Linked DNA regions of Homo sapiens: region 2 is linked to region 1. A link is a contact called in ENCODE Hi-C or POLR2A ChIA-PET data. All regions are on one chromosome and are shown on one strand. The core of a region is the stretch at or near the end of the contact, and the rest is flanking DNA. Distances in the headings are between cores, read along the strand shown. Region 1 holds the start of CHLSN (cholesin). Region 2 overlaps ADAP1 (ArfGAP with dual PH domains 1).

Region 1 (3,782 bases), core at 215-2,714:
TGCACCGTCTAAGGCAAGCCAGCTGCAGTGTTGTGAGCTTCCTTGTGGTAAGGCCCATGTACCAAGGAACTGAGGGTGGCCTTTGGGCAGCAGCCAGCAAGGCTGAGGCCCTTCTCTAATGACCTTGGAGGACTGAGTCCTTACAATATCCGTGTGTGTGAGCTTGGGAGTGGATCATTCCAGATAAGCTTTCCGATGAAACCACAACCCTGGGGGGACACCTTGACCACAACTTGGTGAACCCTTGAGGCAAAGGCACAGAGCTTAGCCACGCCCACTTTCCTGACCGCGGATACCATGAAAAAATAAATGTTCTTTTAGGCTGCTAAATGTTGGGTTAATTTGTTATGCAGAAAAAGGAACCAAATACAATCTTCTACCAGTAAGGAAGAGTGCACCTTCTTTGCTTGTCACCTTTGGATTCCTGAGGCAACGTACATCATACTTGATACGGCTGCCAAGCACTTAACTTACTGGGTGACTTGAAAGCATGCTTTTTTTTCTTTTTTTTTTTTAGACGGGGTCTGGCTCTGTTGCCCAGGCTGGAGTGCAGTGCCTTGATCATAGCTCACTGCAGCCTCCATCTCCCAGGCTCCAGCGATCCTCCCACCTCAGCGTCCAGAGTATCAGGAACTACAGGCACGTGCCACCATACCCGGCTAATTTTTATTTTTTTAATTTATTTTTTATTTTTTAAAACAGAGTCTCATTCTGTCGCCCAGGCTGGAGTGCAGTGGCACGATCTCGGCTCACTGCAACCTCCACCTCCCGGGCTTAAACGATTTTCCTGCCTCAGCCTCCCGAGTAGCTGGGATTACAGGCACCTGCCACCACGCCTGGCTAATTTTTGTATTTTTAGCAGAGACGGGGTTACGGGGTTTCGTCATGTTGGCCAGGCGGGTCTCGAACTCCTGAGCTCAAGCGATCCGCCCGCCTGGGCCTCCCAAAATGCTGGGATCACAGGCGTGAGTCACCGCTCCCGGACACAAGCATTATTATAACACTACCCACCCTGTGTATTTTTTAGCACCTATCCTGATTTTTTAAATTCAGCACGAAGTTTAAGTCCTAGCCCTGTTGATCCCAATAGCCGTAGCTCATCCATTTCGACTCCGAGCCGAGCTCCATACCCTGGACCCTCGGCGGAGGCCCCACCCCGGGACGCCAGCCCGGCCGGGGCAGCTTGCACCCCAGACCCCCAAGCCCTGCGGGGCCCAAACCTAGTCATCTGCACTTGTTCTGGGCAGGGCGGGTTGCCTTGGCAACCAGCTCCTCTCCAAGCAACTCTAGGCCTCTAGAGATGGCGTCAGTAGCCCGCGCCCGGTCCTGGAACCGCCCCCCGTGCTGCCGCCGCTTGCCATTAGCCGGCGGAGAGACGGACGCAGACCTCGTCCAATGGGAGGCTCCGCACTCCTGAAGGCGGGACTAACGCTTACCTGGGGCGCGGGTCCCTGCCGGAAGGCGGCGTCCGCGACGCAGCTGTTCACGCTTAGGTGGGCGACGTGGGCGCAGGTGGGCGCAGGTAGGCGCGTGGGGCGGCGGCGGGGTGGCCGGCGGGTCAGGGCGCCAGGAGACCCAGAGCCCCGGGGCGGGCTCCCGCGGGGCTCCGCCCCCTCCACGTGGGTGCGCGGAGGCCCGGCGCGGCGCGACCGGGCGGCGGCCCTGGGGTCCGCGGTGCTGGGGAGGCTGGTGCGGCCGGTGCGGCCGGTGCGTCCCGGCGCGGGCTCCGACACCCGCACCCGCCTCTGGGTTAACTCAGCGCGGGCGAGTGGAAGGGACTCAGCTGGCTCCTAGGTTTCAGGCCGTCAGGGCTTGCAGTGGCTCTGGTTTCATTGTCTTTCTCTGAAGACGCCCTGATTGCCCTCCGAGGCTTTCAGCTCCCACTTTCTCTTTTTCAATTTTTGAGGCAGTGTCTCGCTGTGCCACCCAGGCTGGAGTGCAATGGCGTGATCATAGCTCACTGCAGCCTCCACCTCCTGGGCTCAAGCCGTCCTCCCGCCTCATCCTCCCAAGTAGCTGGGACCACATGCGCGCGCCACCACACCCGGATAATTTTTAAAAATGTTTTTTGTAGAAATGGGGTCTCACCATGTTACCCAGGCTGGTCTCGAATTCTTGGGCTCAAGCGATGGATCCTCCTGCCTCGGCCTCCCAAAGTGCTGGGATTACAGGAGTGAGCCAACGCGCTTGGCCTCACTTTCCATCATAAGCATGCTTTCCGTTTCCTTCCTTCCGTCATTCATTCATTCATTTTTAAAAAACGTTCATTGGGTTCCTCCTGCACTGTTCGGGGCATTGGGCTACAGCTGTCAACAAGTGGAGACAAGTCTGTGATCTAGTGAACTTCCATTCTGGAGGGGAGAGACAGATGAACAAGGTGCACAGAGCAGGTGATGGTAAGTGCCATGGAGAAGATGAGAACAGGGGTTTTGAGAATGGAAAGGAAGCAGGAGGAGGAGTGAGGCACCAGAACATTCCAGGTCGAGGAAACAGCAGGTGCAGGGGAAACAGCAGGGAGCCCAGTGTGGCTGCAGCCAATTTGGGAACAGAGAGAGAAAGAGGAGGTGAGTTCCCAGAGATGCGAGGAGGGGCCAGGGCAGTCGTGTGGACCTTACCAAGTGGCAAGGACCTTGACTTTCCCTCCAAGTGGAAGGGGACAGCTTGGGAAGTTTTTTGAGTGGAGGTGACACACCATCTGATTTAGGAGTTTAAAAGCCATCGTGAGAGGTGGTGGCTTGGACTGGGTACCTATGGGATCTTAAGGGAGTCACATTCTGGGTGTATTTCAGTGGTAAACCAACAGGAGTTTGTGGTGGGTTGGACGAGTATGTGAGAAAGAGAGGATTTATGGATGGACCAAGGTTTTAAGCTTGAGCTACTATGTGAACCTCATCAGATGGATGTTTATGGAGAGGATGAACACTAGGAAGCTCAGGTTTGTGGAGGGTGATCAGGGGTATTGATTACGAATTCTTAAGCTTGAGATGATATATGTGTAGATGATATATATAAGTACATATATATGGTTATATATATAGTTATATATATACACAGTTTATACACACATCCGCATATATATATTTATTTTTATATATTTATATATATTTATATATGTTTATATATGTTTATATATGTTTATGTTTATATGTTTATATATGTTTATATATGTTCATATATATGTTTATATATATTTATATATGTTTATATATATTTATATGTTTATATATGTTTATATATTTATATATGTTTATATATGTTTATATATATTTATATATATGTTTATATATATTTATATATATGTTTATATATATTTATATATATGTTTATATATTTATATATATTTATATATATGTTTATATATATTTATATGTTTATATATTTATATATTTATGTTTATATATATTTATATATGTTTATATATATTTATATATATTTTATATATTTATATATGTTTATATATATTTATATATATTTTATATATTTATATATGTTTATATATATTTATATATTTGTGTATATATTTATAATTATGTATATTTATACATATTTATGTATATATATTTATATATTTATGTATATATTTATATATATTTATGTATATATATTTATATACACATTTATATAAATTTATATATACTTATATTTATATATATTTATATATACTTATATATTTATACATATATTTATATATACATATATATTTTATATATATATTTATATATGCTTATATATTTATATATACTTATATATATTTATATATATTTATATATACTTATATATTT
Region 2 (3,974 bases), core at 41-2,540, 200 kb after region 1:
CGTGGAGACCTGCTCCGGACTGAGCTCTGTGCCAGATCCGGGGGTGCTGGGTCTGGGGTCCTCAAGAAGCCCACGTTAATGGGGAGACAGGCTTCATTAATCAGGGAGCCTAACAGCTGTGACAGAAAACCCCCAAATCCCAGAGGCCGGGCATGACCCCCAAATCCCAGATGTGCAGCGTGACCCCCAAATCCCAGAGGCCGGGCATGACCCCCAAATCCCAGAGGTCGGGCATGACCCCCAAATCCCAGAGGCCGGGCATGACCCCCAAATCCCAGAGGCCGGGCATGACCCCCAAATCCCAGAGGTCGGGCGTGACCCCCAAATCCCAGAGGCCGGGCGTGACCCCCAAATCCCAGAGGTCGGGCGTGACCCCCAAATCCCAGAGGCCGGGCGTGACCCCCAAATCCCAGAGGTCGGGCATGACCTCCAAATCCCAGAGGCCGGGCATGACCTCCAAATCCCAGAGGCCGGGCATGACCCCCAAATCCCAAAGGTCGGGCGTGACCCCCAAATCCCAGAGGCCGGGCGTGACCCCCAAATCCCAGAGGTCGGGCGTGACCCCCAAATCCCAGAGGCCCGGCGTGACCCCCAAATCCCAGATGTGCAGCGTGACCCCCAAATCCCAGAGGCCAGGCATGACCCCCAAATCCCAGAGGCCAGGCATGACCCCCAAATCCCAGAGGTCGGGCGTGACCCCCAAATCCCAGAGGCCGGGCGTGACCCCCAAATCCCAGAGGTCGGGCGTGACCCCCAAATCCCAGAGGTCGGGCGTGACCCCCAAATCCCAGAGGCCGGGCGTGACCCCCAAATCCCAGAGGTCGGGCGTGACCCCCAAATCCGAGGCCCGGCGTGACCCCCAAATCCCAGAGGCCGGGCATGACCCCCAAATCCGAGGTTCAGCCTGCTGGTTCTCACGCACCATCCCCGGCCGGGGGCTCACTTGGGTGCCTCTCCTCCTGGCAGTGACTCAGAGCCCAGGCCCAGCCCCAGCCCCACTGGGCCTCCGCCGCCTGGCATGGGAGTCCCCCACCAGCCAGGGGTGGGCCCCGATCAGCGTTGGGAGGGGGGCTATCCTCCGCCAGGCCTGAAGGGTGGGGTCCTCTCCACTCATGATTCCCCAAACAGGCTTGGGTCCACAGCCGCACCTGCTTGTGGGGAAGCGCCTCGATTTCCACCAGCCTCACCCAGGAGAGCCTCCACTTAAAAATAAAAGCAGTTCAGAGATGACTCATCTCCCCCAGAGAGACTGTTCTCTCTAGGGTGCCTTTCAGCCATTCCACTCCCTTGACTTATTGTGAAGGGTCGTTGGGAGCCAGAAGAAAACAGGAGAGTCACACAGCAGCCCTCTTAGCCATCGCCCCAGGGCGGGGCTGGACGCTCCCCACATTTTGCCGTTTCAGAATGAGACATTTCACACGTGCAGCAGCAGAAAGACTGCGCTGTGGCACCCACACCCTGGGCAGTGGCTCACGCCTGTCATCCCAGCACTTTGGGAGGCCGAGCAGGTGGATTACTTGAGGTCAAGAGTTCGAGGCCAGCCTGGCCAACATGATGAAACCCCATCTCCACTAAAAATACAAAAGTTAGCCGGGCATGGTGGTGCGTGCCTCGCTACTCGGGAGGCTAAGGCAGGAGAATCGCTTGAACCCGGGAGGCAGAGGTTGCAGCGAGCCGAGATCGTGCCATCATACTCCAGCCTGGGCAACAGACTATGTCTCAAAAAAAATTCTGCTCCCTCAGCCTCCCAAAGCGCTGGGATTACGGGCCTGAGCCACTGTGTCCAGCTTTGTTGGACCTTTTAAGGCAAACCAGACATCGAGACGTGGAATCCCTAGACAGGCCACATGCAGGGTGAAGCCACAGCGCCGCTGTCACACCTGCAAAGTTAGTGGCCGCCGGGCGCTGTCACCCCACGCAGGGTGCGTCGTCATCCGCGGCTACCATCCGTCCTTCGGGGGTGTGCAGCGCGTTGGGTGTGAGGCACCCCCTGCACTCAGATCCTATCTGAATTTCCCAATCTTGGCCCCATCACCCAGGAGGATTCGGGCCCACAGACTTCTCCCAGGGCAGCGGACACGAGGAAAGCAGGTGGACCCATCCTCACGAGTGCCGGGTGCCCTCCAGCCCGGGGCATGGGCTCCTGTGGGGCCGGCCTCTGCTGGAGGTTCCCGGCACCCGCGGGGCAGAGCAGGTGCATGCAGATCGGCTTCCTCAGATGCCGTGGGGTGTCTGGGGAGAGCCCCGTCTGCACCGGGCAGAGGGCGGGGGGGGAGCTGGGGTTAGGTGCCTGTGGGGCGCACGGAGCCTGGTGTACCCGGGGGTCTCCGCTGAAGCCCCCCCCACTGCATGGCCGGGGGCTCCTGACTCGAGGCTCCGTCCACCCTCCCTCCGGGGTCCCTGGGCTGAGCCTCCGTGAACGTCCGGCTTTCCCTTGCAGATCCCGACTGGGCCTCCTACACTCTGGGCGTCTTCATCTGCCTGAGCTGCTCGGGAATCCACCGGAATATCCCCCAGGTCAGCAAGGTGAAGTCCGTCCGCCTGGACGCCTGGGAGGAGGCCCAAGTGGAGGTACGGAGGGGGAGGGGCGGGGGGACCCGCGCAGTCCCCGGGTGGCCTCAGCCCGGGCCTCTGGAGCCAGAGATGCCGGGCGGCCTGGCTGTGGCCCCTGGAGCCTTGGGCTACTCTGGGGGCCTGGCTGGCTGGACCCGAGGACCCCGCCCCCTCTCCAGCGGCTCCGCCTGTGTGGCTGCTCCACCCACCCCGTGCCGGGTCCAACCTCTCTGTGAGCAGCTCCAGGTGTGTGTGGTGGGCCAGGGAGCGAAGGCGGGTCGCCGATTCCCGTGCCCTGGGAGCTCCGGAGTGCTCCCCTCAAATCCCCACACCTGGAGCACTGGGCTCAGGGTAAAAGAGACCCTGTCTCTAAGGAAACAGAATGCAGCGTCCCAGGCCGCGCGGCACGACCCAGAGTCAGGGTCGCATTTACACGGCAGTCCACGTGCACCCCGGCCCGCTGCCGTGTAGGGCACCATTACCTGTCCCCTGGGCGGCCTCTGAGGTGACACAGCCACTGCCCACCTCTCACCCATGCATCTGATGAGGCTTCACGGAGCACTTGGCATGGCCAGGCAGGGACACCAGCCACAGATGCTTCGTGGGGCCCTAGAGACGCCCCTATGGGGAGGGAGACGGGTGTGAGCCAACCAGGAAGCCCTGGCGTGCAGGGAGGGGCCACGCATGCTGGAGGCGGCAGGAAGGGCCCCGTAGGGAGACCCCGAGGGAGGTGGAGAAGGAACAAGACCCCGGCTGGGGGCTGCAGGTCGGATGGAGCGTGGGGCCTGAAGACCCGGTGGGAGGGTCACCCCAGCCCCACTCGTGGGACTTGGGGTCTGGAAGCCATTGATCTTCCTGACTGCTGTGAGTGGGACCGAAGGGCCGCATGGAGGTGAGAGTGGTGGTCTGGGGGCTGCTGTGGGGATGGGGAGGGTCGTAGAGGCTGGTGGCCTCCTGTACATGTCTCTCCCCTCTCCAGCACCATTGACCCTGGGCCCCCCCTCTCCAACACCACTGACTCTGGCACCCCCTCTCCAGGACCACTGATCCCAGCCCCTGGTTCTCCAGCACCACTGACCCCGGCTCCCGGCTCTCCAGCACCACTGACCCCAGTCCCCGGCTCTCCAGCACCACTGACCCCGGTCCCCGGCTCTGCACCACCACTGACCCCGGCCCCCGGCTCTCCAGCACCACTGACCCCGGCCCCCGGCTCTCCAGCACCACTGACCCCGGTCCCCGGCTCTGCACCACCACTGACCCCGGCCCCCGGCTCTCCAGCACCACTGACCCCGGCTCCCGGCTCTCCAGCACCACTGACCCCAGTCCCCGGCTCTCCAGCACCACTGACCCCGGTCCCCGGCTCTGCACCACCACTGACCCCGGCCCCCGGCTCTCCAGCACCACTGACCCCGGCCCCCGGC

The links. Hi-C counts contacts between places; a loop is a spot of excess contacts on that map. ChIA-PET counts read pairs that join two places held with the same protein, here RNA polymerase II (POLR2A). Pooled maps may share reads with other maps.
Region 2: a loop to region 1 is called in a pooled map, with 3 times the contacts of the local background. The contact joins the enhancer-like site here to the promoter of CHLSN in region 1. A Hi-C loop is called at or near these places in 1 of 168 maps with a recorded cell type or tissue (CD8-positive, alpha-beta T cell), 2 of 37 single-sample maps with no recorded cell type and 8 of 50 pooled maps. POLR2A ChIA-PET finds 5 or more read pairs at or near these places in 2 of 52 experiments (SK-N-SH and activated CD4-positive, alpha-beta memory T cell).

The regions. Positions count from the first base shown.
Region 1 is chr7:1,135,929-1,139,710 of GRCh38, reverse strand. It overlaps CHLSN (cholesin), which reads left to right and starts at 1,464. Exons shown (of 5, transcript NM_001318252.2): 1 at 1,464-2,396. RefSeq lists silencers at 1,055-1,194, 1,395-1,844, 1,855-1,904 and an enhancer at 1,235-1,334.
Region 2 is chr7:933,972-937,945 of GRCh38, reverse strand. ADAP1 (ArfGAP with dual PH domains 1) reads left to right here. Exons shown (of 11, transcript NM_006869.4): 2 at 2,441-2,571. Among named protein-coding and RNA genes, the nearest start is that of ADAP1, 19 kb to the left of the region's middle. RefSeq lists a silencer at 942-991. Within about 2 kb of position 1,290, at least 4 of the 41 ENCODE cell types and tissues checked have a DNase peak (open chromatin) inside an H3K27ac peak, as active enhancers do.